Linked DNA regions of Homo sapiens: all the other regions are linked to region 4. A link is an interaction called in ENCODE POLR2A ChIA-PET data of the cell type or tissue named here. Cell type or tissue: MCF 10A. All regions are shown on one strand. Links, peaks and the distances in the headings refer to the core of each region. The heading gives the core; the rest is flanking DNA. Region 1 overlaps VPS13A (vacuolar protein sorting 13 homolog A). Region 2 overlaps VPS13A (vacuolar protein sorting 13 homolog A). Region 3 has its middle 20 kb from the start of VPS13A. Region 4 overlaps VPS13A (vacuolar protein sorting 13 homolog A). Region 5 has its middle 13 kb from the start of VPS13A.

Region 1 (5,981 bases), core at 917-4,916, 83 kb after region 4:
CAAACTCTTCAAGTTATAAACACATATTAAAATATGTACATGCATTGTTTAAAATGATTTTATTTGGGTTTAAACTACAGATAAGGGTAAACATATTAGTTACATTTTCAACTAAAAATATAATTACAAGGCCAAGCACAGTGGCTCATGCCTGTAACCCCAACACTCTGGGAGGCTGAGGCAGGCGAATCACTTGAACTCAGGAGTTCCAGACCAGCCTGGGCAACACTGCAAAACCTCTACAAAACATATACAAATTAGCTAGGCATGGTGGCACATGCCTGTAGTCCGAGCTACTTAAGAGGCTGAGATGAGAGGACAGCTTAAGTCTGAGGGGTCATGGTGCCACTGCACTCCAACCTGAGTGACAAAGCAAGACTCTGTCTCAAAAAAAATCTATACAAAGATATATAATCGTAAATCCTTCATATTATGTGTACAGCCTGTATGTTATCATTAAGATACAGGCATACCTCAGAGATACTGCAGATTCAGTTCCAGATCACCACAGTATGGCAAGTGTCAGACAAATGTTTTGGTTTTCCAGTGCATATAAAAGTTATGTTCCTACTACATTATAGTCTATTAAGGGTGCAATGGCATTGTCTTAAGAAAACAACATAAATACCTTAATTTTAAAATACTTCATTGCTAAAAAATGCTAACAATCATCTGAGCCATCAACGAGTTGTAATATTTTGCTGATGGAGGATCTTGCCTCGATGTTGATAGCTGCTGACTCATCAGGGTGGTGATTGCTGAAGGTTGGGGTGGCTATTGCAATCTCTTAACTGAAGTTTGCCACATCAATTGACTCTTCTTTTCACAACTGATTTATCTGTAGCGTACAACGCTGTTTGATAGCATTTTACTTACAGAATTTCCTTCAAAATTGAAGTCAATCCTCTCAAACAGCAGTGCTGCTTTATCAACTAATTTTATGTAAATTTCTAATTGTCATTTCAACAATGTTCTCATCTTCACCAGGAGTATATTTCATCTCAAGAAACCACTTTCTTTGCTCTTCTATAAGAAGCAGCTCCTCATTGGTTAAAGTTTTATCATGAGATTGTAGCAATTTAGTCACATGTTCAGGCTCCACTTCTAGTTCTCTTCGTATTTCCACCACATCTGCAGTGACTTTCTCCACTGAAATCTTGAACCTCTCAAGGTCTTCCATGAGGGTTGGAATCAACTTCCAAACACCTGTCAATGTTCATATTTTGACCTCCACCCATGATTCACAAATATTCTTAATGGCATATAGAATGGCAAATCCTTTCCAGAGGGTTTTCAATTTACTTTGCCCAGATCCATCAGAGGAATGATAGCTGCCTACTTCATAAGGCAGCTATCATCTTACAAAATGTACTTCTTAAATAATAAGACTTGAAAGTTAAAATTACTCTTCAATCCATGGGTGGCAGAACAGATGTGGTGTTAGCAGGCATGAAAACAACATTCATCTCTTTGTATATCTCTATCAGAGCTTTTGGTGACTAGGTGCATTGTCTATTAGCAATAATATTTTGAAAAAAATCTTTTTTTACTGAGCAGTAGGTCTGAGCTTGGGTTTAAAATGTTGTAAACAGATATGTTGTCATCCAGGCTTTGCTGTTCCGTGTATAGAGCATAGCCAGAGTAGAGTTAGCATATTCTTAAGGGCCCTAAGAGTTTCAGAATGGCAAAGAATCACTGGCTTCAACCTGAAATCACTAGCTACGTCAGCATCTAGCAAGAGAGTCAGCCTGTCCTTTGAAGCTTTGAGGCCAGATATTAACTTTTTCACTCTAGCTAGGAGAGTTCAGATGGCATCCTCTCTCAGTAAAAGGCTGTTACATCTACACTGAAAATCTGTTTAGTATAGCCACCTTCATCAATGATCTTAGCTAGATCTTCAGGATCACTTGCTGCAGCTTCTCCATCAGCACTTTCTTCTTTGCCTTATACTTTTGTTATAGAGACAGCTTCTTCCCTTAAACTTCAAGAACCAATCTCTGCTATCTTCAAACTTTTCTTCTGCAGCTTCCTCACCTCTCTCAGTCTTTATAGTATTGAAGAGAATATGTTTAGGGCCTTGCACTGGATAAGGCTTAGAGGAATGCTGTAGCTGATTTCATCTATCTAGACCACTAGAACACTCTCCACATCAGTAATCAGGCTGTTTTACTTTCTTATCATTCATGTGTTCCCTGGAATAGCACTTTCAATTTCCTTCAGGACTCAGCTAACCATTGGGCACAAGCAGCCTAGCTTTTGGCCTATCTCTGCTTTCAACATGCCTTTCTCACTAAGCTTAATTATTTCCAACTTTCAATTTAAAGTGAGAGACGTATGATTCTTCCTTATATTTGAACACTTAGAGGCCTTTGTAGGGCTATTAATCGGCCTAATTTCAATATTTTATCTCATGGAATAAGGAGGCCCAAGCAGAGGGAGTCAGGAAAACAGCCAGTCAGCAGAACAGTCAGAACACGCACAACATTTATTAAGTTTGCTGTGTTAGAATAAAAACTTCAGCCGAAGTACATTTAAAAGATTTAATTAAGCAATGAACAATTTGCAAATTGGGCAGCCTCCAGAGCCAGAAGAGGCTCAGAGACTCTGGTGTAGCCACACGGTGGAAGATTTATGGACAGAAAAAGGAAACTGACATAGAGAAAATGGAAGTGAGGTACAGAAACAGCTGGTTTGGTTATAGCTTAGTGTTCACCTTATTTGAACACGGTTTGAACAACTGGCCACATGTGATTGGCCAAAACTTGGTGATTGGCACAAGAGTAGACTAGAGTCTGTTTATACTTCCATTTAAGCTATAGTTTATGGCGTACAAAGAAACCTTTTGGCCAAACTTAAAATATGTAAGGAGGCAGCTTTAGTCTAAACTTAATTTAACAGCTGTCTTATATGGATGCAGTTTGTGGCACCCCAAAACAGTTACAACAGTAACAGCAAAGATCACTGATCATAGATCATCATAACAGATATAATAATAATGAAACAGTTTCAAATATTGTGGGAATTACCAAAATGTGACACATAGACAGGAATAAATGCTATTGGAAAAATGGTGCCGACAGATTTGCTAGACACAGTGTTGCCACAAACCTTCAATTTGTAAAAAACACAATGTCTGCAAAGCACAATAAAGTGAAGTATGCCTGTATTTCAAGTAGACCCAGATACACTTAAAACTTGTTTTTAATACTTAACACTTTTCATAGTTGTCATAGCTATTGAAATAAGCTGAGATTAGCTAAATCTTTCATCACAGCTATCTTGACATACCCATAATTACTTTTGAGAATTTCATGATCAAACTATGTTTCCCCCAAGAGAAGTAACTACAACCCATTATTATTTCAGAATAACTTATTCAGGGTTCTCCTATCCAGACTTGGAGGACTCAGGTTATGATTCAAGACTAAGACAACCTGAACCCATCCCCCAAAGACTCTAAGCCCAGGCATTCCTAACAGCCCTAGGTCTTCAGAAAGTCTCCCACATTGAAAATAAAAGTAAAAGTCAATCTAATCTATAAATTAGAAATTCATTCTGGATTCAGAATGTTTACATTAACTTCAAGAGACTAACTCCCCTTAATCTCTCTAAGCTATAGTTCATCAATTTGTAAAAGAGTCCCTCTTGAAATATGTCATAATGCTAAAAGACAAGATTAATACAAAAATAATATCTCAAGATAGATAATTAAATGTAAAACTACTGGTAGAGACTAGAGATACCACAAAAATTAAGAGAAAAAGGGCTCTGTATAAGCAGAAAATTCAGAGACATTCATGCAAGCACTAAGACTTAAGTAGAACTTCAGGGATGAGTAGAATTGAGTAGGTAGAGAGATAAAGGCAGGTAGCATTTATGAGCATAGGCGTGGCTAAAAGAATGAGCATTAAATATACAGAGTACAGGAAACATTAAATTAGTGCATGGTCAGATTGTAACATAGGGAAAATGTAGTGGTGACACATAAAAGGCTTTGAAACCAACACAGAGAAGTTGGAATCAATGTAGCAAACACTATTTAGACTTTTGAGGTTAAAAATGACATAATCATACTATTTGCATGAACCCAAATTCCTTCCGATTGAGAATAATCTCGAATTTCAAAAGCTCACTGGAGAATTTCAACAAATCTTGTATTATTCAGCTGAAGTTAAGAACAGAAGCACAAAAAAGTCTAAGTAAAAGAGATGAAAAGGTCAATAAAAATTGGAATGAAAGGTAGGGAGTATCAGTCACTGAAGACCAATAAGGAGCTATGTAGTATAAAACACTCAACAATTTCATTTTAAATGCTAACCTCCAAAGACACGAGAAGTTCACCAGGTGGCTTCTTACTTGTTAACTTTTTTTTATACAGTTCTTTATATTGCTTCACTTTTTGCCTATGTTTTCTAATATGCTTCCATGACCACATCCATAACCTGGGGCAAACATTTACTTCAAGAACGCCATGTATAGCATAAGCCCACCTAGTTAAAAAAAGAAAAACATTTAACACCCTCAAATCAACAGTATGAAACATTACTGACATTGCTTCTACTCTAACAACATACATAACTATAATACAAAGATTAGGAAAATGATATATTATCTGAGTACTTCCTTTTTACCCAACTCCATTTGCATTAATAATCCATTCAATATTAATCTTTCCTCTTTCTTAAGTGAAAATAAGCAAAATCACTCCATTTTGTTAAATATAGTTCTACACAAGAACTGTTAAGGCATTAATTGGCAAATAACATTTAGTCATCTGAATAATAACTGAAATAGTCAACTGAAAGAGTAATTGTAACTTCTAGAAACTAGGGAATAGCTTAAAAACTGGAATAACAAGACTTTTGAGTTTTAAAATGGGATTATCCTGCATAGACTCCGTAACATTTTTAGCTTTTAAAATACAGGTTTAATAATATTGGTTCAGTGTATCTGATAGGGAAGCTGAGGTGGGGGTTGGGGAGAGACAATGCAAGAAAACAAACCAGGATTTGTTTTTGTAATAATTCTAAATATACTGACCCGTCCATAGTAAATGAAAACTATGGTATTCGAGCATCTCGAGTTGTAAACTGTGTTAGCAAGAATCCCTTAAATCAGTTTCATTAACTCAATAAGCTAAAGCAGCTACATATATTTCTAGCTATAAATCAATTATGGTTTGTATCAGACCTTAAAAATGGTATATCTTAAAGATTATTCTTGAAGTCGAGAAATTTATTTTTATGTTGTATTTTTAAAATCTAAAAAAAAAAAAAAATCAAGGCATTTACCATTCTCTGGCATGGTGGTGAAGAGGCACATCAGGTTTGAACTTCCTATATGGCAGATTTTGTGCCATCATATCAACTGATTCAAGAAGCTCCATAATACTGAAATACTAAAGAATGGAAAATTAAAGCTCTTAAATGTATCACATTTTTTTGTTCAATTGCTGAAGATAAAAGTTACATTACTGACTTTTTAGGGAAATGCTACCATATAACATCATGAATTTTAGTGAAACATTTAAAATCTTAGTTTTGCTTTTATCAAACAATAATTCACAATTGAAAATTATATTAAAGAAAATCACCTGTGGTTTATTAAATTCAATTGCTATGTTATGTAACTCAATTTCCAAGTTTATTTTGGGGGCAGAAAAGTCAAAATCAGATCGGCGATTCATCACAAGTTTGGCATTAGCAGATATGGGACGAAATACTGAAAAATAATAAAAATGGAAAAAAAACTGAGTTATATTTCCAAAGTCTCAAGGCAATAAAGTGATGAAGTTGAAAACACTGATTTCCATTTATTTTATACCCCTTCTACAGTTCCCAGATGTTCACACTGCCATGGTTCAGTCAGATGAACCATGTGTGGAGAAGATTCTTTATCTTTTTCCTACTTAAAATTCACTGTCTTCCATAAATACAATAAAGGCAAATTGAACTCCCCCTCAAAATACCAATATGATACTT
Region 2 (5,981 bases), core at 1,001-5,000, 71 kb before region 4:
GTGGTGGCTCATTCCTGCAATCCCAGCACTTCGGGAGGCCAAGGCGGGCAGATCACCTGAGGTCGGAAGTTCGAGATCAGCCTGACCAACATGGAGAAACCCTGTCTCTACTAAAAATACAAAATTAGCCGGGTGTGGTGGCACATGCCTGTAATCCCAGTTACTAGGGAGGCTGAGGCAGGAGAATAGCTTGAACTTGGGAGGCGGAGGTTGCGGTGAGCTGAGATAGCGCCATTGCACTCCAGCCTGGGCAACAAGAGTGAAACTCTGTCTCAAAAAAAAAAAAAAAAAATTAGCTGGGTATGGTGGTGTGTGCCTGTAATCCCAGCTACTCAGGAGGCTGAGGCAGGGGAATCTCTTGAACCTGGGAGGCAGAGGTTGCAGTGAGCCAAAATCACGCCACTGCTCCAGCCTGGGTGACAAGAGTGAGACTCTATCTCACAAAAAAAAAAAAAAAAAAAAAAAAGGACTGAAAATATACAAGTATGATACCTGACCACATGGAAGAAAACTAGAAATGTGTAAATAAGAGAAATTTATGAAATTTACAAGTGTGTGGAAATTAAAACATAGAAGCATAAATAACAAAATGTCAAAGAAAAAAATCACAAAAGAAATTCACTACTTTGAAACAAATAAAAGCAAAAATACAACACACCAAAACTTATAAGATGCAGCAAAGACAGTGCTCAGAGGGAAATTTATAGATGTGAATGTCTACATTAAAAAAGAAGGTCTGAAATCAATAATATAACTTCACAAGTTGAGAAAGTAGAAAAAGCAAACTAATCCCAAAGCTAGCAGAAGGAAGAAAATAATAAAAATTAGAGCAGAGATAAAAGAAATAGAGAATAGAAAAAATAGAATCAATGAAACTAAAAACTGGTTCTTTGAAAAGGACAACAAAAATGACACGCCATCACTAAACTGACCAAGAAAAAAAAGAAGACCCAAATTATGAATAACAGGAATTAAAGAGGGAACACTACTACCAATCTTATGGAAACAAAAAATAATTATAAGGGAATACTAGGAATAAATACTATATAAGGGAAAAATAATTATATGAGAATACTAGTAAATATTTACTATGATCAATAAATATATATCAACAAATTAGAACATCTAGATGAATTGAACAAATTCCTATAAAAACTACTGACAATGACTCAAGAAACAGCCTAACTAGACCTTTACCAAGTAAAGAGAGTGAATTTGTCATTTTAAAACTCACCAGAAATAAAAGTAAGAATCAGACGGTTTCACTGATCAATTCTCCAAATTTTTTTTTTAATTAACATCAACGCTCCACAAAGTCTTCCAAAAATTTGAAGAGGAGGGAACACTTCCTAAATCATTCTGTGAGGACAATATTACCCTGATACCCATACCAGGCAAAGACATCACAAGAAAACCACAGACCAATATCCCTTATAAATATACATGCAAAAATCCTCAACAAAATACTATCAAACCAAATCCAGTAAAATATAAAAACGATTACACATTATGTCCAAATGGGATTTATCCCAGGTATGCAATATTAGTTTAAGATCTGACTCAATTAATGTAATATACTACATTAGTGAAACAAAGGAAAAACCAACTATCAACTTAATTATACAGAAAAAGCGTTTCATAAAATCTAACATGTTTTCATGATAAAGACACAAAAACCTATAGCTAACATCACATTTAATGGTGAACATCTGAAAGCTTTCCCCCTAAGATTAAAAGCAATATAGGCATGTCTATTCTCTCAGCACTTCTACTTCACATTGTACTAGAGGTTCTAGCCAGGACAACTAGGCAAGAAAAAAAGCATCCAGATCAGAAAGGAAGAAGTAAAGTTACCTCAGTTCTCAGATGATATACTCTTACATATAGAAAACCCAAAAGAATCCACAAAACCATTAGAGCTAATAAACAAGTTCAGTAAGATTGCAGAAACTCAAATATAAAGAAAAACAGTTGTATTCAACACACCAGCAATAAACAATCCAACAATAAAATTAAGAAAACAATTCCATTTAAAACAGCATACCAGCACTTTGGGAGGCCGAGGCGGGTGGATCATGAGGTCAGGAGATCGGGACCATCCTGGCTAACAAGGTGAAACCCCGTCTCTACTAAAAATACAAAAAATTAGCCGGGCGCGGTGGCGGGCGCCTGTAGTCCCAGCTACTTGGGAGGCTGAGGCAGGAGAATGGCGTGAACCCGGGAAGCGGAGCTTGCAGTGAGCCGAGATTGCGCCACTGCAGTCCGCAGTCTGGCCTGGGCGACAGAGCGAGACTCCGTCTCAAAAAAAAAAAAAAAAAAAAAAAAAAACAGCATCAAAAATACTTAGGAATAAGTTTTTAAAAAGAAGTATAAGACTCGTACATTACAAACTATAAAACATTATTGAAAGCAATTCAAGAAGACCTAAATAAATGGAAAGACGTTGCATTTTCACAGGTTAAAAGATAATACTGTTAAGATGGCTACACTCCCCAAATTGAACTACAGATTCAATGCCATCTGCATCAAAATCCTAGCTACCTTTTTTGTAGAAATTGACAAACTGACCCTAAAATTTTTTAGGTAACTTAATGACCATTTCTTTTTAGCCTCCTTTTCTGGGTCTTCCTCATTTCCCCAACTTCTAAGAGTTGGTGTGCCTGAAAGCCAAGTCCTTGGACCTTATTTTTCTCTTTTCAGTCTCATTCCCTTGGTGATCTCATCCAATCTCATGGTTTCAAATACCTTATTATAGGCTCACAAATCTTGAATTTTTACCTCTAGCTTGGACCTTTCTCTATACTTCAAACTCCTCTACTCAACAATAACGTGATGTCTCCATTTGGATGTCTAAGAGATATTTTAAGCTTAATATATTCAAAAGGAAATGTCTAATACCCTTTCCCTAAAAAGAACGACAACCTCACCCTTCCAGTACTACACATAAAAACTTTAGAATTATTCTTCACGATTCTCTTTCTTTCATATCCTGCATCCAATTTATCAACTAATGCTATTGCCACTATCTTTAAAATACATGCAGGACATAATCTCTAGTACTCTAATAGTCGAATCACCATTGTCACTCACTTGGATTACTGCAAAAGCCTTTTAAGTGTTGTTTCTGCCCTAATCCCCTGTGGTTACGCCTCAATGCAGCAGCCAGCTCACATCATTTCTCTGGCTTGAAACCTTTCAATGGCCTCTCATCTTAAGCAAAAGCCTAAGTCCTTACAGGGGCTTGCCGAGTTCTACGAGATGTGATTCCCCGCATGTTCCCTGGTAACATCTTCTTCAACTTTCCCCGTTCCTCACTCTACTCCAGGCAAACTAGTCTTGCTGTTTCTCAAATAGGCCAAGCACATTCTTGCATCAGGGCTTTTTAACTGCTGTTCCTTCTGCCTGGGACATTCTTCTCACATGGCTCACCCTTTACTTCTTTCAGGTCTCTCCTCAAATATAATCTTATGAGTTAAGCATCCCTGATCACTGAATATGTAAAATAGCAACCCTCCTCCCTACCATTTTGCATCTCCTTACCTCCTTTAATCTGCTTTATTTTTCTTCATGGCATTTTTCACCATTTAGCATATCATATATTTATCAGTTACTTATTTTTGTCTATTACTCTCCCACTAGAATGTAAGCTGTATGAACACAGGACCATTGCCAATTGTGTTCATTGCTGGTCCCTCAAGTGATTAGAGAAGTGTCTAGATCATAGACAATGCTCCCTAAAATGTGCTGAATAATTATTTATGTTTGTATTAGGTAGCTTGTTAACTCTATTCAGATAATTATTTACTTACTTTTATTTTGTCTTCCTGATCTATCAATTATTGAGAAAAATATTAAGTTCTTCCACCTTTGTTGTACATTTGAAAAGTTCTTACAGTTTTGTCAAGTTGTGCTTTTAAAAATTAAGGCTATTTTATGAACTGAGTAGAAGTTTGAAATTGTTACTATCTTCCTACTTAGTTCTTTTTATCATTACCTAATTACCTTATTTATCCCAAATAATGCTTTTATTGCCTTAATGTCTGTTTCACCTAATATTAGTAAATACATCCTCTTTACAAATAGGACAATATTTAATGCCAATCATTCTCTCCCCAAATTGCATTTTATTATGTTTTAATAATGTTTCCAATGTTGCTTTCATGTAGCTCAATTAGATTTATCCAATTTATATTTTTATCTTTGAATCTTGTAACCCATTCCTCCTTTTACTTTCAGTGTCTTTTTTCACAGGTACATCCTTCAATAGTTCTTAGTCTTTATTATTTTTTCTAAAAATGTTTCATTGTGCCCTCAATCCCTAAAGGTAATATACCTGGGTACAGAATTATAAGGTTTTAGATAAACAGAAGGTAATTCTAGCAGCTTTTGAAAGAAGCCTTCATATGTTTCAAATTCCTTACGTTTCATTGACTTTTGAGCTTCTCTGATGACTACGACTCAACACATTATATTTATGAAACTTAAAGTTACAGGTAGAGGAGAATGATTCCTTTTTCCCCCACCTTAATTCTAAATGCCGAAACCAGAAACACCCAATTATGGTAACCAGTATGAAATACTGGCTTAAGAGGAATAGCTCATATGATGACAATACATATCCCTATAGAGCAGAAAGCAAGAGAAAACACAAAGGAAAAAGATTAGGAAGACAGCCACCCACCTAACTTTCTAAGATGGGTCTAATTAACATTAATTTTATCATCTGTTATATGTGTTACAAATTTCTAAGACACAGGTAACAATAAAGAAACTACTAAATTTCACCCTTACACTAAATTTCATTTGGAGTAAAAAACAATGTGTATTAAAATTACCTGCATAAAGGAAGAGAAAGGATATGCATATACACTAGTATCCGCTTATCCACAGTTCTGCTTTCTGCAGTGTCAGTTATCCACAGTCAACTGTGGTCCAAAAATATTAAATGGAAAATTCCAGAAATAAACAATCCCTACATTTTAAATTGCATGCCATTCTGAGTAGTATGATAAAATTTCTTGCCACCCTGCTTTGTCCTTCCTGGGATATGAATCATCCCTCTGTCCAGCATATCCATGCTTTATACATCACCAGTCCATTAGTGACATAGTAGCTGTCTCAGTTATCATCCTGACTATTGCGGTATTACAGTGCTTGTGTTCAAGTAACGTTTATTTTACTTTCATTACAGTATATTGTTATAATTGTCTTATTTTATTATTATTGTTAATATCTTACTGAGCCTAATTTAAAATTAAACTTCATCACGGATATGTATGTACAGGAGAAAACACAGTATATATAGGGCTAAGTACTGTCCAAGGTTTCAGGCATCCACTGCAGATCCCTGCAGATCAAGAGGGACTACTATAACAACTTATAACAAAATAAGATAATAAAGGAAGGGTGAAGACAAACTGAGTTTGAACCAAGAAATACAAAATGCCATTCTTCATTTCATAAAAAGGATACAGATTATATTTGCTAATTTTATAATTGATATATAGCATTAATGTATTTAAACTAAGATAACTGAAAAGCTTGCTTAACTTGCCAAACTGCTCCTGCAAGCCTGCTAGGAATGAATGAAAAATAAAGGGGAACTTCATAAAGTTGAAACAATGCAATGGCAGCAACTTAAAAAATATCAAAATGAGTTTTTTGGCTGCATAAATGTCTTCTTTTGAGAAGTGTCTGTTCATGTCCTTCGCCCACTTTTTGATGGGGTTGTTTGTTTTTTTCTTGTAAATTTGTTTGAGTTCATTGTAGATTCTGGATATTAGCCCTTTGTCAGATGAGTAGGTTGCGAAAATTTTCTCCCATTTTGTAGGTTGCCTGTCCACTCTGATGGTAGTTTCTTTTGCTGTGCAGAAGCTCTTTAGTTTAATTAGATCCCATTTGTCAATTTTGGCTTTTGTTGCCATTGTTTTTGGTGTTTTGGACATGAAGTCCTTGCCCATGCCTATGTCCTGAATGGTAAT
Region 3 (5,981 bases), core at 191-4,190, 150 kb after region 4:
CAAAACACGTCCACCAAATGATAATCTGCATTTCTCTTTGTTTCAGGATATTTTACCTTTACCTTTGTAATCATGGTAATTTACTGCTATTTTGCATGTAGGAGGAAACCCTAGGGATATTTTTGTTGCAAAGATGCCAAGGAAAACTGAGTTATGTGGCAATTTTATAGTTCTAAGGAGAAGGTGTCAAAAGCTTACAAGAAAATTAGATGATACCCCTGGAGGTGTTAGATGCATTGACAAGTTCACATCTCCCATCTTCCTTGACATTTTTAGGTTAAGCCATATGATATTGCTGAGTGTCCTAGTCTAAAATAGTTGATTATCATCAGTTTCACATGGGTCAACCTAAAGTAATGAACTGTGGATTGTTATGGCAAAATGAGGAAAGATGACTTGGAACAGAATAGCTGAAGTGTTGCAATTAAGAAAAAAAGTTTTATTGACTTCTTTTAGTCTTGGTTAACATATATCCCCTTAACCCATTTCCCATTTGCCCTGAGAATACTGCACTGGCAGTGAGCTGCACATTTGTTTTCTAAACGGGGAATGGGTTAAGGATGGGTTGGACATATCCAGACTTCTCTCAAAATACTGACAGGCATATTAAGGTTCATAAATCCTCCTTGTAGCTAGTAAGTCAGACCAATCTCTACCTTAATGAATATTTACTAAGCACCAGTTGTGTCAGGTTATAATAGATATGGAGACACAGTCTTTCTTCAAGGAACATTGCATCTATGGGAAGGAAAGCACATGACCAATTGTGATGGTTAATATTCAGTGTGGACTTGATTGGATTGAAGGATGCAAAGTATTGTTGCTGGGTGTATCTGGGTGTTGCCAGAATAGATTAACATTTGAGTCAGTGGACTGGGAGAGGAAGACCCACCCTCAGAAAGACCCACCCACAATGTGGGTGGGCATCATCCAATCAGATGCCAGCACAGCTAGAAAAATCAGGTAGAAGCTGGAGGGTGCTGACTTGCTGTGTCTTCCAGCCTCCATCTTTCTCCTGTGCTGATGCTTCCTGTCCTTGAACATCAGACTCCAGGTTCTTCAATTTTTTAACTCTTGGACTTACCAGTGGGTTTGCCAAGGGCTTTCAGGACTTTGGCCACAAACTGAAGACTGCACTTTCAGCCTCCCTACTTTTTTTTTTTAAATGGATTCTCGCTCTTGATGCCCAGGGTGGAGTGCAGAGGAGCCATCTCAGCTCACTACCACCTCCGCCTCCTGAGTTCAAGCGATTCTCCTGCCTCAGCCTCCCGAGTAGCTGGGATTACAGGTGCATGCCACCACCCCCAGCTAATTTCTGTAGAGACGGGGTTTCACCTTGTTGGCCAGGCTGGTCTCGAACTCCTGACCTCAGGTGATCAGCCCATCTGAGCCTCCCAAAATGCTGGGATTACAGGCGTGAGCCACTGCGCCTGGCCAGCTTTCCTACTTTTGAGGTTCTGAGACTCGTACTGGCTTCCTGGCTCCTCAGCTTGCATACAGCCTATCGTGGGATTTCACCTTGTGCTTTTGTGAGTCAATACTCCTTAATAAACTCCCTTTCATATAGACGTCTATCCTATTAATTCTGTTCCTCTAGAGAACCCTGACTAATACACCAATTATGCTACAATATACTAATTGTCATGAAGGATGCATGTTCAATATACAACAGAAACCTGGAAGAAGAACCCACAACTGCTTGGGAGAAACAGGAAGCCTTCACGAAAGTGGATCAAAGTTGATTCAAATTATGGAAACACAAATAAATAAGGATCATTTCTATAGCATTTTCTCACAACATACTTGGCCAGAATTGGGTATTTTTCAAGATGACAGGAATCATAAATAGCTGATATTGCTGAAAGTTGTATCATGAGTGGGTAGAATGGCAAGAAGGAACTTGATCCCTGCCAAAGGAAACACTAAAGGACATTGCTGGGATTCCAATCATGAGATTGCAGCAGTGAGATATCCTGCCTAGACATGAGAGAAACCTGCCCTCAACCTTAAGAAATCACATTGGATGTAAAAGACAGGACCTTAAAAAAATAATAATAAAGCAAGCTCTATCTACAGGATTAAATTAACTGAGGGGACTCAAGCATCTCTTGATTAAAGGACTTCTTTTGCCCTTGTTTGAATATATCTTTCTTTCAGAAATATTTAAGGAACATTCCTGTGAGGGTAGGGCTTTTAGTCTTAAAAAAAATCTTCGTGATGCTCATTTCAGTTCCTTGTACTCAGTATGTTCCTCAGCTATCTCATTAGCCTTCCTTGCTTCAGGCTTCCACAGCCTCTCCTACGATCTCCTATGAGACATTTCAAAGTATAGCTGATTTCACTATCCATCTGTTTATTAGTTGAATAAATAATTATTTCTTTTCTTTTCTTTTCTTTTTCGAGGTGGAGTCTCGCTCAGCCACCCAGGTTGGAGTGCAGTGGTGTGATCTCAGCTCACCGCAACCACCATCTCCCGGGTTCAAGTGATTCTCCCATCTCAGCCTCCCGAGTAGCTGGGATTACAGGCACCTGCCATCATGCCTGGCTAATTTTTGTATTTTAGTAGAGACAGGGTTTCACCATGTTGGTCAGGCTGGTCTTGAACTCCTGACCTCAGGAGATCTGCCCGCCTCGGCTTCCCAAAGTGCTGAGATTACAGGTGTGAGCCACTGCGTCCAGCCATAAATAATTATTTCTATTTACTACTATGTGCCAGAAACTGTTCTAGGGGCTGAGGACACAAGTCAAAGTGCCTGCTCTCAGGGAGCATTTTCATTCAATTCTATGAGGTGCAATATCCTGACTTTGATTAGTCAGGTGAGATATGCAATTGACTTATTATAAAATCAATAATCGTTGCACACATCTCTTTCATCCAGTTCTATATGTTTATTAATACATAAGGGAACCAATAAGGATAAAACATGCTGTCAGAATTATGATGATTTTAATACATCTCCACCAATCTGGACATTTTTTTCCACAAGAATTTCAGTCAACACCATGCAAATCTGAGAAAGTGTTTATACCCAGTTGATATAAAGAAATGATTTAGCTGGGTTTATTTTTGTCTTACTAGAGCCCAATCCTTTTAAAGAATTAAGTAGTACGTGTTTAGTTTGGATACATATGGTTTAATACATGGATAATTTTGAAATTTCCCTTTTCAATATTATTTAAGACACTGAGTAATCACAAGTGCAACCATAATTTCCTATCGACCTCTACATTTCTATTTTCCCAAGTGAGCTACTTTAAAGGTTTATTTTCAGCTTTACAGAAGACATTAGACAAGTCTACTCAGGCACAGAAAGAGCATTGGGTGGGACCAGCAGAAAATATGGATATATTCAAATGCCATTGTTTTAAGTCAATGAAATAACATGGATCTGTAGTTAACATCCATATGGTGGACAAGCTTACCTTGGTTAAAAAAACAAGCTACTTCTGTTAACTCTGGCCTCAAAACTAATGAAAGTCCATAGCAATTTTTATCTCGATACCAGAATCATGAGGGCAGCAGGATGGCAGAGCAGCTGAGAGCCACTGCAAGGAATGCCAGGGCAGCTCTGTGCCAGTCATCACTGATAGGAGGTGAGAGACATGTTAAGGATCAGGAAGGTCTTATGGGAACTGCAGGAGGCAATAGGGAGGCACCTGCCTTGAAAGAAAAGACCTGCTTCCTTTTCCCTAGTTACTGAATATTACTGGCATCTGTCTGCCTGTAACACCTGCCCAGCCAAATATAATACTTGGAATGATCTTTGTTTACTCACTCCTGTAGTTATTACTCCTTTCACCTAAAGGGACAGAACACATTGAACTTATTACTTAGTTTGATTGTTCACAGACACTAATCCTGGTAATGGTGTAAATCTGTTCTGTCTTTGATCCAAGAACACACAACAAAGAGCCAGGAATATTTTTAGTTCTGACTCATTGAGATATGAAAGTAGCTATAATAAGAGCAATATGTAAAAGTTTAAATACATTAATTGTAACTTTATATCTATATAGCTAGGGTATAAGCAGGAGGAGGAGGAGGAGTCTGTAGGGCCCTATCCAGCTTCCTTTCAGGACCAAAACTCACCGCCCTCCCCTCGCCTTCCCCAGCTTCTGAAAGCTGCTGGTGGTTTACAACTGAGTTCCTCTCTGTTGCCCTGGGCAGAAAAGAGTTGACTCCCCCAAGCCAAATGCCCCCTCCCCAGGAGCAGCCCACATCTAATGACTGGTTAATGAAGGGGTAGAGGACTAGGCTCCTTTGTCTAGATATAGGACAACTTTTGAAAGGCTGTCCCAACTCCAGAAATTTTCTCTTTTTTTTCTTTTTATTATACTTAAAGTTCTAGGGTACATGTGCACGATGTGCAGGTTTGTTACATATGTATACATGTGCCATGTTGGTTTGCTGCACCCATCAACTCATCATTTACATTAGGTATCTCTCCTAATGTTATCCCTTCCCCAGTCCCCTACCCCCCGACAGGCCCTTGTGTGTGATGTTCCCTGCCCTGTGTCCAAGTGTTCTCATTGTTCAATTCCCACCTATGGGTGAGAACATGCAGTGTTTGGTTTTTCGTCCTTGCGATAGTTTGCTCAGAATGATGGTTTCCAGATTCATCCATGTCCCTACAAAGGACACGAACTCATCCTTTTTTATGGCTGCATAGTATTCCATGGTGTATATGGGCCACATTTTCTTAATCCAGTCTATCATTGATGGACATTTGGGTTGGTTCCAAGTGTTTGCTATTGTGAATAGTGCCGCAATAAACATACGTGTGCATGTGTCTTTATAGCAGCATGATTTATAATCCTTTGGGTATATACCCAGTAATGGGATGGCTGGGTCAAATGGTATTTTTAGTTCTAGATCCTTGAGGAATCACCACACTGTCTTCCACAATGGTTGAACTAGTTTACACTCCCACAACAGTGTAAAAGCGTTCCTATTTCTCCACATCCTCTCCAGCACCTGTTGTTTCCTGACTTTTTAAAAGTCAGAAATTTTCTTAGGCTCAGCTGAGGCCTCTGTTGCAACTTCTCTGCCACTTGAATTCTCCCTCTGCCCAGCCCTGTTTCCCTCATTCCCCTACAGGGGTTATTCCCAAGAGCACTCCCTGCAAATTTCCTGTATGCAAATCTCCATCCCAAACTGTTTTCCAAGGCAACTGACCTAAGACCACCTGTCCCAAAGGTGCAAAAATCAGTCATGAAGGAGAATTTTATTAAGCTGATTTTCACGCCCCTTCTGTTAATTGTGTAGTAAACCCTGCTAATCAGAAAACGGACATACCTAATTTTAAAAGAATTAGTATCACAGAGTTGTGGTGAACTAGGAAGTTCTTACAATATAGGTGAATAATCAGGAACTTAATATCATCCTGTGGAAATAGCATCTGAAATATATAGGTAACTAAAGTGGAGAAATTACCTTTCTGAGCCGTTTTGTAAAATTACCAACTATCTTGGGTTTCTTTGTATGTAAAAGGGTAATTTAGACTGTTTTGGTTTTAATGGCCTTTCTTTCTTTCTTTCTTTCTTTCTTTCTTTCTTTCTTTCTTTCTTTCTTTCTTTCTTTCTTTCTTTCTTTCTTTCTTTTATGACAGAGTCTCACTCTATTGTCCAGGCTGGATTGCGGTGTCATGATCTTGGATCACTGCAACCTCCACCTCCCAGGTTCAAGGGCTTCTCGTGCCTCAGCCTCCCAAGTAGCTGGGATTACAGGCATGCGTCACCATGCCCAGCTAGTTTTTGTAGTTTTAGTAGAGACGGGGTTTCACCATGTTGGCCAGGCTGGTCTCAAACTCCTGACCTCAAGTGATCCACCTGCCTTGGCCTCCCAAAGCCTGGGATTACAGGCATGAGCCACCCACTGTGCCCAGGTAATGGCCTTTATTTATTTATTTATTTATTTTTGAAATGGAGTCTCGCACTGTGGCCCAGGCTGGAGTGCAGTGGTGCAATCTCAGCTCACTGCA
Region 4 (5,759 bases), core at 1-4,000:
TCTACCACACCAATTAAACATTTTTACAAACTGAATATTCAGTTTTCTAAATGACCATGTGCTCTTTAGTAGCTTGTGAAATATAGAACTAAATTAGGTGTTAATACCAATGAAGTTATGAATAAAGAACTATTTGTTATTAATGTACCAAATAATATAGTAATTTTAAACCTTTAAAATGAACTTTCAGTAGTTATCTGTCTACTTTGGATTTTTTTGGTTAGTAAGCACCTCATTTTACAAATGTAGAATAAAAAATGATACATTTGGTTTACCAAAAATTTTAGAGTTCACAATGTGTTTTACATGAACTATTTTATTTGAACCTCGAAAAAGTCCTAGGTCTATGGAATATGATCCTGAAATGTATTTATTTAGTTAGGTAGTTAGTGAATGGGTCTCATTCTGTCACCCAGGCTGGCATGCAGTGGTGCAATCCTAGCTCACTGCAGCCTCAAACTCCTGGGCTCAACCTCTGACCTCAGCCTCCCAAGAAACTGGGATTACAATCATGTACCAACATGCCCAGCTAATGCAATCCTGATATTTATATTTATAAGACACTGAAGCTAAATGGTTAATATGCTTAGGTCCACACATAAACTAGGAACTAACTCAAAGAGCTAATAATTTCAGGCCAGGTGTGATGGGTCACGCCTGTAAGCCCAGCACTCTGGGAGGCTGAGGCAGGCAGATCACTTGAGGCCAGGAGTTAAGAGAACAGCCCAGCCAACACGGTGAAACCCCGACTCTACCGAAAATACAAAAATTAGCCAGGCATAGTGCACACCTGTAATCCCAGCTACTCAGGTGGCTGAAGCAGGAGAATTGTTTGAACCTGGGAAGCAGAGAGTGCAGTGAGCCGAGATCGCGCCACTGCCCTCCAGCCTGGGCAACAGAGACTCTGTCTCAAAAAAAAAAAAAAAAAATAAAGAGCCAATTTCAAATCCTAGCTGTTACAAATTTAGTCCCAAATCAACAGCATAAGACCTGCCTTAATAGCTGTGATGGTTAATTTTGTATGTCACTTTGGCTCAGTCACAGTACCTAGGTATGTGGTCAAACATAAAATGTTTCCGTGAAAATATTTTTTAGATGAAATTAATATTTAAATCTCTAGACTCTAGGTAAATCAGATTACACTCCATAATGTAGGTGGACCTCATCCAATTGCTTTGTATTGAAGTTGGAGGCCTTCAATAAAAAAAGACTGACCTCCTCTAAGCAAGAATTCTGCCAGCAGACTGCCTTCAGACTCGAGCTCCAACACTACCTCTTCCCTGGATATCCTTCCTGCTGGCCTACCCTGTAGACTGACTTTGAACTTGGTGGCATCCGCAATCATGTACACCAATTCCTTAAAATAAGTCTCTCCCTTTTCCCTCTCTTTACACACACACACACACACACACACACACACACACAAACACACACACACTCTCTCTCTCTCTCTCTGGAGAACCCTAACACAACAGAAATAATGTAAAAAAGATCTTTGAGTTTGGCTCACTTCTAAGTTTGTCAAAACAACAAAAAGAATTTTTAGCTGTTATGACCCCAAGGAGATAATTTGAATCCCACAATATTTAACAAGTTTTACTTGTAACCAAGCTTTCTTTGACTGCATTTCAAAGATGACACACTAATTTAGTGTTTTAAAATTAAGTCCATGTGTACCTTATACATACTACTAATGTTTGGGGTTTTTTTTAAGCTTTCATTCCTTCATTCTTTATTCATGACACTTAGTTTGTAACTATGTAGCAGACACTGCAAAAAGAGTTCATATAATAAGATGAAAATAAATATTACAACTTCTAAACCATGTCTTCCAGTTAGTATCTGTCTATCGCATGCACCTCAAATACTGATTATTAATTGGCACTCTTCCTTCACTTTTGCCAGGAGCTCAGTGGAGGAAGTTCAAAGAACTGTAAGGATCCTGGGGCTGCTGATCTGCAGTATCTACATGTCAGGACAGGCTGTGTATGCAACCACTGAAAATCTGACAAGTCAGAAATCACAAGCTGCTCCACTTGGTCTGGATGCATTAGACTAAATGATTTCACAACCAATTCTAGCCTCTCCCTGGCACAGAAGATGAGGCCCAGGAGAGAACAAATATCTGGGCTCTGGGGTGAGCTGCAACAGCAGCTAACCAACTACTCAGGTGAATTAGAGTAAGGGAAGCCCCAACTTTACCCTAGAGGGTTGGCCTCAAAAGGCAGCTGGGCACTTGCAGATTGTTGGCAGCATCACCAGGACATTCTGTATGGATTCTACCTGGGAAGAGCATGAGAAAGCAGTGTCTTTGCTGCCCCACACAAATATGCCTAATAACTGGGCCCAGTGGGATAGCAACTGCCCCAGCATGTTGGGTGGAACATAATATTTATGTTTTATAAGTTTCTATATGTTTTATGAGTTTCTATCTGTTATCTTACCAATATAAATAGACTTCAAATATTTATCTTAAAAAGATAACTTCCATCTCCTACCCTGTAAGTTAAAGCAGCCATTATTATCTTACACACTAAGATTTTCATAATGCCATCATGTTTTATGCTCTGAATATACGTTTGACTTAAAAGTCTGAAATCTCGGCCAGGCGTGATGGCTCACGCCTGTAATCCCAGCACTTTGGGAGGCCAAGGGGGGTGGATCACGAGGTCAGGAGATCAAGACCATCCTGGCTAACACGGTGAAATCCCGTCTCTACTACAAACACAAAAAATTAGCCGGGCGCGGTGGCGGATGCCTGTAGTCCCAGCTATTCGGGAGGCTGAGGCAGGAGAATGGCGTGAACCCCAGAGGCGGAGCTTGCAGTGAGCTGAGATTGCACCACTGCACTCCAGCCTGGGCAACAGAGCGAGACTCCATCTCAAAAAAAAAAAAAAGAAAAAAAGTCTGAAATCTCTAAAATGATGGTTTTCTCATAATCAATAAAATTTTTACAGAAAGAAATAGAAAGGGAAACTGTGAGGTGGGGAGAAGGATTTGTTAAGTAGGTTTCTTAAAGAAACCTCCCAGAGCATATGTTGCTATCACTTCAGCAAAGCCTATGACACACTTTTGACTTTCATCCAGTCAAGGGAAAAAAATATGAACTTGTGGGCAGTTCCATGAGAGATCTTTGAAGCAATGTCAACCAATAAGAAAGTAAAACTAAGGTGGTGACACATTTGCCATTTTCATTTTCAACTTATGAATTCTTCTAATACTTTCTCTTCCTTTGTATAGATTATTTCATATATTTCCATGGCTTTAAATGCCATCTATATGCTGGTGACACCAAAATTAGTATTTCTAACCTAGATCTTTCCAATAAATTCTATATTAATATATCTAATTGACTACAGCACCATGCCTATTATTTGTGTCCTTCATTGTAGGGAAAAGAAAGAGAGATCAGACTGTTACTGTGCCTATGTAGAAAGGGAAGACATAAGAGACTCCATTTTGAAAAAGACCTGTACTTTAAACAATTACTTTGCAGAGATGTTGTTAATTTGTAGCTTTGCCCCAGCCACTTTGACCCAGCCACTTTGACCCAACCTGGAGCTCACAAAAACATGTGTTGTATGAAATCAAGGTTTAAGGGATCTAGGGCTGTGCAGGACGTGCCTTGTTAACAAAATGTTTACAAGCAGTATACTTGGTAAAAGTCATTGCCATTCTCTAGTCTCAATAAACCTGGGGCACAATGCACTGTGGAAAGCCGCAGGGACCTCTGCCCTTGAAAGCCGGGTATTGTCCAAGGTTTCTCCCCATATGATAGTCTGAAATATGGCCTCGTGGGATGAGAAAGACCTGACCGTCCCCCAGTCCGACACTCGTAAAGGGTCTGTGCTGAGGTGGATTAGTAAAAGAGGAAAGCCTCTTGCAGTTGAGATAGAGGAAGGCCACTGTCTCCTGCCTGCCCCTGGTAACTGAATGTCTCGGTATAAAACCCAATTGTACATTTGTTCAATTCTGAGATAGGAGAAAAACCGCCCTATGGTGGGAGGCGAGACATGTTTGCAGTAATGCTGCTTTGTTATTCTTTACTCCACTGAGATGTTTGGGTGGAGAGAAACATAAATCTGGCTTACGTGCACGTCCACTCATGGTACCTTCCCTTGAACTTAATTATGACATAGATTCTTTTGCTCACACGTTTTTTGCTGACCTTCTCCTTATTACCACCCTGCTTTCCTACTACATTCCTTTTTGCTGAAATAATGAAAATAATAATCAATAAAAACTGACGGAACTCAGAGGCCGGTGCCAGTGCAGGTCCTTGGTGTGCTGAGTGCTGGTCCCCTGGGTCCACTGTTGTTTCTCTATACTTTGTCTCTGTGTCTTATTTCTTTTCTCAGTCTCTCATCCCACCCGACTAGAAATACCCACAGGTGTGGAGGTGCAGGCCACCCCTTCACTTCATTAAATTTACCACAATTTATAACTATTTTAATTATGTGTCTGATTACTTTTTTACTATCTAACTACTACTATACCTTCCAGATCACCATCACCACCAACCCCTGCATTAGACTGGCAAGTTCCATGAAGTCAGAGACAATGTCATTGCTTCCTTGCCACTTTATCTCCAGTAATATTTGTTAAAAGAATAAATCAAGACCATTTTAAAATGAATTCTAGTTTAATATAATCACTATTTCAATTCTGACCAAGGTGATTATGTATATACAAATTCCACTCAAATGATGCCTTATGTCCCCAAGCAGTATTTTTCAACAAGCAAAACAAAAATTGATAAGTATCCAAAAAAAGTTACCTCCATTGGTTTCAGCTGAGCATTTACATTAAAACAAGGAACTTCCTGGTACCACTCCCAGCATAAATTTCGTTCAACCACAACCTCAAGATTTAATGGCAGGAGTAGATCCAGTACTTCCTGGTATGCATCATTAATAAATCGAGATCTATAAGTAGAGATAACATTCTTTTAAATTGTTTCATATACATTCAGGTAGTTAAAAAAAGATTAACTTAAATTTATCCTTTTATATGCAAATAGCAGAAATCAATAATTTGTTGGGTATAAAGGGAAAATATCTATCAGACTTTTTTTTTATCTGTCAAAATGAGTTGAGTGATGTTCTATCCCACTAGAAACCTGGGTGACTTACACTGAGCTGAGTGTTCTATATTATACAGAAATAGAGCTACGCACAGTAGCTTACACCTGTAATCCCAGCACTTTTGAGAGGCTGAGGCGGGCAGATCACTTGAGGTTAGGAGTTTGAGACCAGCCTGGCCAACATGGTGAAACCCCATCTCTACTAAAAATACAAAAATTAGCTGGCCGTGGTGGCATGCGCCTGTAGTCCCAGCTTCTTAGGAGGCTGAGGTGGGAGAATTGCTTGAACCTGGGAGGTGGAGGTTGCAGTGAGCCGAGATCGCACCACTGCACTCCAGCCTGGTCAACAGAGCAAGACTCTGTCTCCAAAAAAAAAAAAAAAAAAAAAGGGGAAAAATATGTATTTTTCGATACAATTTTGGAATATGGTAAAAAGTGCAAAAGTATATAAGTTGTAAGTTGTATAGTAAACCATTAAAATAAGAATTATCTCTATGTAGGCCAGGAGTGGTGGCTCATGCTTGTAATCCCAGCACTTTGGGAGGCCAAAGCGGGTGGATCACCTGAGGTCAGGAGTTCGAGATCAGCCTGGCCAACATGGTGAAATCCCATCTCTACTAAAAATACAAAAAGTAACCAGGCGTGGTGGTGGGCACCTGTAATCCCAGCTACTTGA
Region 5 (5,981 bases), core at 1,476-5,475, 140 kb after region 4:
GCAGTGAGCCGAGATCGCGCCACTGCACTCCAGCCTGGGCGACAGACCGAGACTCCGTCTTAAAAAAAAAAAAAAAAAAAAAAAAAAAAAAAAGATGGAAAAAAAGAAGAAGAGTAGTCTCTGTCAATTATCACATTTATATTCTTCGTAGATTATACACTCTGCTTTTTATATCCAAGGAAATTCTGAGTCAGATGCACCAGTTCGGTTTCATTAATGTTAAATTAGCTGATTCCAGCATCAGTCAGAGATTGAAATGTCTTCAACTTTCCCTTCCAGAAGGTTAAAAGAGCGCCATCTAGTGGATTTTTAAATATAAAATCCTTCCAAATCTGTATTCAAATTGAACTACTGTAATCATCGGTTTTAAAAGAAAACTTTCATTTTAAATGACAGTGATTATAAATCAATTATATATTTTATAAAATGAATCCTAAACATCCTTTCAACTAAACTTCAGATTTGAAAATCAAACTTAGTAATGTTAGCTTATGACATTTTTAACCACATATTTTTACTACTGAATTGGTTTCTCTTCTATTTGAATGTTAATTATGGCATACTAAAGATTTTCTTGCTTTTCATATCCTTTTAAGAAAGACTCAGTTGATTGCAGCTTTGTGGTATTGAAAACAAGTTTGGCTTTGTTTTTTTCTCAACATTATACTGTTAATGGACCAATTCTTAAACAAAGAAGGTTTAATTCTACTCACTGGCTATGTCAGACATTTGAGCTGGTCTATGAGGAAGTATAGAATTTGAATTTGTCCTTTAGTGTCCGTGGTCAATACAAACTGTTTGATTTTTTCTCTAATTGCATAAAATTCATCAATGCATTTGGAATGAAAAGAACAACATGAGGACTGCCTCAGCCTTAACTACTGACACCTCATCATCAGACTAGCGGGCCTGTAGACAATGTGAGTAGTAAAATTAAGTCGGCGTCTCTATGCAATCCTGCAAATGCATTTAAAAAATGGATAGCAATGGTCAGGCAACCATATGGGTTGATGGGAATACAAGTTCATAACTTCCAGCTAGATTGTCTTTTCACTCTTGTTTATTCTCTTCATTATTTTTCTATTTTGTTCCTTTTAGCTTGTATTCCTCAAATTCCCCCAAATGATCCCTCTTCACATTGAGATCGCTCTTCAAATACCTCCTAATTGAAGCAGCTTTCCTTAACTATATTCTCAAAAATAACACTATCCCTGTATCCCTCCTCTACTCCTTAGTATTCTTTTTCTACTCTGCTTATTTCTTACAGTACTTATCACTACTTATTTGCTTGTTTTCTGTCTCCCTCTGTAATAATTTCACCATTGATTCCATTATTTTACCTCTCTCTGTATCTGGTCATTTAACTTTGCAGCATTCCCCTATTGTGAGGGGGGCATTCCGCCTCATTCTTTGATTCTGCGTTCGTTCATGTGACTTGCTTAGGCCAATAACACATTAGCTGCTGTGATGCAAACAGAGCTTGGAAAGCACCTGCACAGTTAGTCTTTCTGTCTCCCTCTGGGCCATTGCAATGGAAACATGCCTGGCCTAGGCTGCTAGGCAATGAATGATACGTGGAGCAGTGCCAAGTCACCAAGATTGCCCCAGTCTCTTTGATTGGCCTAACCTGCCCCTTATGTTTTTCTTTTCTTTTCTTTTCTTTTTTTTTTTTTTGAGACGGAGTCTCACTCTGTCGCCCAGGCTGGAGTGCAGTGGCACAATCTCGGCTCACTGCAAGCTCCGCCTCCCGGGTTCACGCCATTCTCCTGCCTCAGCCTCCCAAGTAGCTGGGACTACAGGTGCCCGCCACCACGCCTGGCTAATTTTTTATATTTTTAGTAGAGACGGGGTTCCACTGTGGTCTCGATCTCCTGACCTCATGATCCGCCCGCCTCGGCCTCCCAAAGTGCCCTTATGTTTTAAGAATTCTAATAATGAGGTTTGTTTTTTTTTTAAAGGACACTGCATTTGGAGGTGGTTTGTTATATAGCAATAACTAGTTAGTACACCCTCTCATAGAATACAAACTCCCTGAGTGCCAGGAGTTTGTATTTTCTTTATTGCTACATCCCTAGCACCAAGCACCGTGCCTGAAGTAGATATATGTTGAATAAACAAATCGGATGAGGCAGGTAAGCCATATATTAGAGCTTAAGTAATAACTTTTCTGACCATCTGTCTTTTTATAGGGATAGATTCTTTAACATGGAGAGAAATGGGTAGGCTACTTATCCAACAGGCAATTCTCCAAAAATATTTTTTTTATCTCATTCAAGCTTTTGATAAGTATTAAGGAGTAGTGAGTTCAAGGTTACATATTTTACCAAGTGTTTTAAGTGTAACTATTTAAAGTGTGCAGCAAATTGCTGTAATGATCAACTCTAATGAGATGGCATTACAACTGGCTTCCTTTTTAGGATCACTGAGTAGCTCAACAATGAAATATATGAAAGCCAGTTCACCTCCATATAGAGGTGGGCTCAGGTATACCTTGTGACCAACAGGTCAGTTTGAGGTAGTTCTGAATTCAAGATGATGAGTAAGTTAGACATCAAAGTTCTGTGTCAAAGAGCATGGCTACAATATTTTTTAGATTGAAATTAAGAGAAAAAAATGTTGCCTTAGTCAATTTTCTGCAGCTATAACAGAATACCACAGATTGGGTAATTTATAAAGAACAGAAGATTATTTGGCTCACAGTTCTAGAGGCTGAGAAGTCCAAGAGCAAGGCACCAATGTCTGATGAAGGTCAACCCATGGCAGAAAGCATCACGTAGCGAGTCCACCAGACAGAAAGATAAAATAAAGATAAATAAAATAAAAAATAAAATAAACTAAAATAGGGTCCGCATTTAATCCTTTTGTCTGGAGCCCTCTCTCAAGGTAACCTACCCACTCTCTCAATAATAGCATTAATCCATTCATGAGAGCTCTGCCCTCATGACCCAGTCACCACTCAAAGGTCTCACCTCTCAGTCTGTCACAAATGGCAATTAAATTTCAACATGAGTTTCAAACGGGATATTCAAACCATAGCAGAGGTATTACCAAATTGTCACACAAGTTGTTTTTTTAAAATGTAGTAAAAAGTACTGACTAGGCACAGTAGCTCACGGATGTAATCCCAGCACTTTAGGAGGCCAAGGCAGATGGATGGCTTGAGGCCAGGAGTTCGAGGACAGCCTGGCCAACCTGGCAAGACCCTGTCTTTACTACTAAAAATACAAAAATTAGCCAGGTGTGGTGGCACATACCTGTAATCCCAGATACTTGGGAGGATGAGGCACAAGAATCACTTGAGTCTGGGAGGTGAAGGTTGCAGTGAGCCGAGGTCACGCCACTGCACTCCATCCTGGGCGATTGACTGAGACTCTGTCTCAAAAAAAAAAAAAAAAAAAAAGAAAAGAAAAGAAAAGAAATTTAATTGTCATTGTAACAGCGTTAGGAGGTGGGGCTGCCTTTAAGAGGTTATTAGGCCATGAAGGCTCCACCTTCATGAGTAGGTTTAATGCTTTAATAAAAAGTCTTTCAGTTGGGCTCTCTCTCTCTCATATGCCCTCTCACCTTCCACCATAAGTTGACACAAGAAGCAGACCCTCACCAGATGCTAGTACCTTGATATTGGACTTTCCAGCCTTCAAAACTGTGAGCCAATAAATTTGTGTTCATTATAAATTACCCAGTCTGTGGTATTCTGTTATTGCAGCATGAAATGAACTAAGGCACCACCCAACGATGATTAGCTTAGAGAAGTGTTGCTCAACTAGGAGTGATTTTGCTCCTCATGGGACATTTGCCAATGTCTTCAGACATTCGACGGAGGCCAGACATGCTGTTAAACATTCCACAATGCACAGGAAATCCTCCTACAACAAATAATTAACCAGCTCCAAATGTTAATAGATTGAGGTCGAGAAGCCCTGGCTTAAAATCTAATAATTATGTAAAACAAGGGAATACATTTTACTTAACTTGAATTAGGGGACAACAATTCTTAAAATTGGATATTTAGTCTCTCTCAGTAGCTGGGATTACAGGCCCATGCCACCATGCCTGGCTAATTTTTGTATTTTTAGTAGAGACGGCGTTTCGCCATGTTGGCCAGGCTGGTCTCAAACTCCTGGCCTCAAATGATCTGCCTACCTCAGCTTCCCAAAGTGCTGGGATTACAGGCATGAGCCACAGCTCCGGGCCTGAAAACAAGATTTCAAAGTTGTGATGTTATTAAAATACAGGATACCCTTAAAGTTTACTCTTTCAAATTTTTAAAAGAACTCAGCAGAAAGATGTGCAATTGATTTGAATAGACAATTCGTGAGAGAAATAAATACCTAATAAATGTATAAGAATATGTCGTTTCCAGCTAATAAAATATATCCAAATAAAAAACAAGAAAGTGCTTCTCACCTATAAAATTGACAAAGATTTAAAAAATTGGTAGCACCCAGAGTTCTGAAGGAAATGGTAAATGGGAAACTTCCAACCCTACTGATAGCAGAAGAAATTGGTATAATTTTTCTGGATGTCCATTCGACAGTATTTGTAAATAGCTTTTGGATTGTGCTTAACCTTGAGCCAAGTAGTCTATTTTTAGTAAATTATTTTAAAGAAAAATAATCATTTATTGAATTCTACTTCTGAGCCAGGCTCTGTAGTGCCACTTTATAGACATAAGTATTTAATCCTTACAACAACTTTGCAAGCAGATATTATTACCAACTGTTACAATTGAGGAAACTAATGCACAGAAAGTTTTAGCAATAAGCCAGAGATCAAACTACTGGAATAGTTTATACACAAGTCTGCCTTATTTTTAGGAAAAATGGACATATGTGCAAATCTGTAGGAATGAGGATGTTTACTGCATAGTGTATAATAAAGAAAAGTAGAAAATAAAGCTCATTATCCATTAATAGAGGAATTATTATGCAAATTGCATTCATTCAAATGATCATATACATTTTGAAAGAAAATGTATTTAGAATATCTTAAGTTCAAAAGGTTGGTTAAAAATAAAAGAGTGTTAACAGCCAATTTTTTTTTTTTTTTTCGAGACGGAATTTAGCTCTGTTCCCCAGGCTGGAGTGCAATGGTGTGATCTCGGCTCACTGCAACCTCTGCCTCCTGGGTTCAAGTGATTCTCGTTCCTCAGCCTCCTAAGTAGCTGGGCTACAGGCATGTGCCACCATGCACAACTATCTTTTGTATTTTTAGTAGAGACAGGGTTTCACCATGTCGGCCAGGCTGATCTCAAACTCCTGACCTCAAGTGATCTGTCTCCCTTGGCCTCCCGAAGTGCTGGGATTACAGGAGTAAGCCAATACATCCAGCCAACAGCCAACTTTTTTTGAGTCCTTGCTATGTGCTGAGAGTTCCAGATATTTGTTCAACTTGGTGGGCATTTGCATAGAAAATAGTCTGGAAGAACTTACACTAGGATGTAATAGTATTGTCTTCAGGTGGTGAAATCAGGGATAAGTTCTGAGTTTCTTTTATGTTTTGATGATCACTGAATTTATTTCACTGGGTATGTATTCCTTTTGTATTCAGAAAAAAACACCCTTTAAAACTAAGAGGGAGGGAGAGAGGGAGATGGGAGGAGACAGAAAAAAGTGGAGAAATCTTGCAAGTTGTACATGAAGAAACAAGTGAGTGGAGCTTATTCATATTGTTTTGATACACACATGAGCCAGGAGAGTGTGCTATGCTTCCATCTTTCTAAATCTTCTCCTTTTAAAGTAGTTTACTACAATTTCAAACCTGATAATCATATCTTTATTGTAGATTATTTGTACATAAAATAAAATATTTATGGTCAAGATTTAGTTTTCAAAATGTTAAAAATATTTCAGAAAACCACGAAATGAAATAAAAGCAGTCAGACAGGAGGTTTCTGGTTTTCCTAGTAGATTTCCACATTTAATCCATGAATCTTCATTTTTCTCCTTCCTGGAGTATGAATATAACTCAAAGTATAATGA

The links. ChIA-PET counts read pairs that join two places held together with the same protein. Peaks named below come from ENCODE experiments on the same cell type or tissue, not always from the same donor. Only the 100,000 strongest peaks of a DNase experiment are listed, where the experiment ranks them.
Region 1: POLR2A ChIA-PET joins it to region 4 with 5 read pairs; 3 of 35 experiments call an interaction of 5 or more read pairs at or near these places.
Region 2: POLR2A ChIA-PET joins it to region 4 with 5 read pairs; 2 of 35 experiments call an interaction of 5 or more read pairs at or near these places.
Region 3: POLR2A ChIA-PET joins it to region 4 with 6 read pairs; 1 of 35 experiments calls an interaction of 5 or more read pairs at or near these places.
Region 5: POLR2A ChIA-PET joins it to region 4 with 5 read pairs; 1 of 35 experiments calls an interaction of 5 or more read pairs at or near these places.

The regions. Positions count from the first base shown.
Region 1 is chr9:77,219,694-77,225,674 of GRCh38, reverse strand. VPS13A (vacuolar protein sorting 13 homolog A) reads right to left here. Exons shown (of 72, transcript NM_033305.3): 11 at 5,594-5,721; 12 at 5,292-5,398; 13 at 4,319-4,490. Among named protein-coding and RNA genes, the nearest start is that of VPS13A-AS1, 45 kb to the right of the region's middle. In MCF 10A, for the core only: no CTCF peak of the experiment used is centred there; no DNase peak of the experiment used is centred there.
Region 2 is chr9:77,373,551-77,379,531 of GRCh38, reverse strand. All of the region lies in intron 67 of VPS13A (vacuolar protein sorting 13 homolog A), which reads right to left. Among named protein-coding and RNA genes, the nearest start is that of GNA14-AS1, 71 kb to the left of the region's middle. In MCF 10A, for the core only: no CTCF peak of the experiment used is centred there; no DNase peak of the experiment used is centred there.
Region 3 is chr9:77,154,901-77,160,881 of GRCh38, reverse strand. No RefSeq gene overlaps it. Among named protein-coding and RNA genes, the nearest start is that of VPS13A, 20 kb to the left of the region's middle. In MCF 10A, for the core only: no CTCF peak of the experiment used is centred there; a DNase peak (open chromatin) is centred at 1,921.
Region 4 is chr9:77,302,081-77,307,839 of GRCh38, reverse strand. VPS13A (vacuolar protein sorting 13 homolog A) reads right to left here. Exons shown (of 72, transcript NM_033305.3): 34 at 4,778-4,925. Among named protein-coding and RNA genes, the nearest start is that of VPS13A-AS1, 130 kb to the right of the region's middle. In MCF 10A, for the core only: no CTCF peak of the experiment used is centred there; a DNase peak (open chromatin) is centred at 2,019.
Region 5 is chr9:77,161,872-77,167,852 of GRCh38, reverse strand. No RefSeq gene overlaps it. Among named protein-coding and RNA genes, the nearest start is that of VPS13A, 13 kb to the left of the region's middle. In MCF 10A, for the core only: no CTCF peak of the experiment used is centred there; a DNase peak (open chromatin) is centred at 3,772.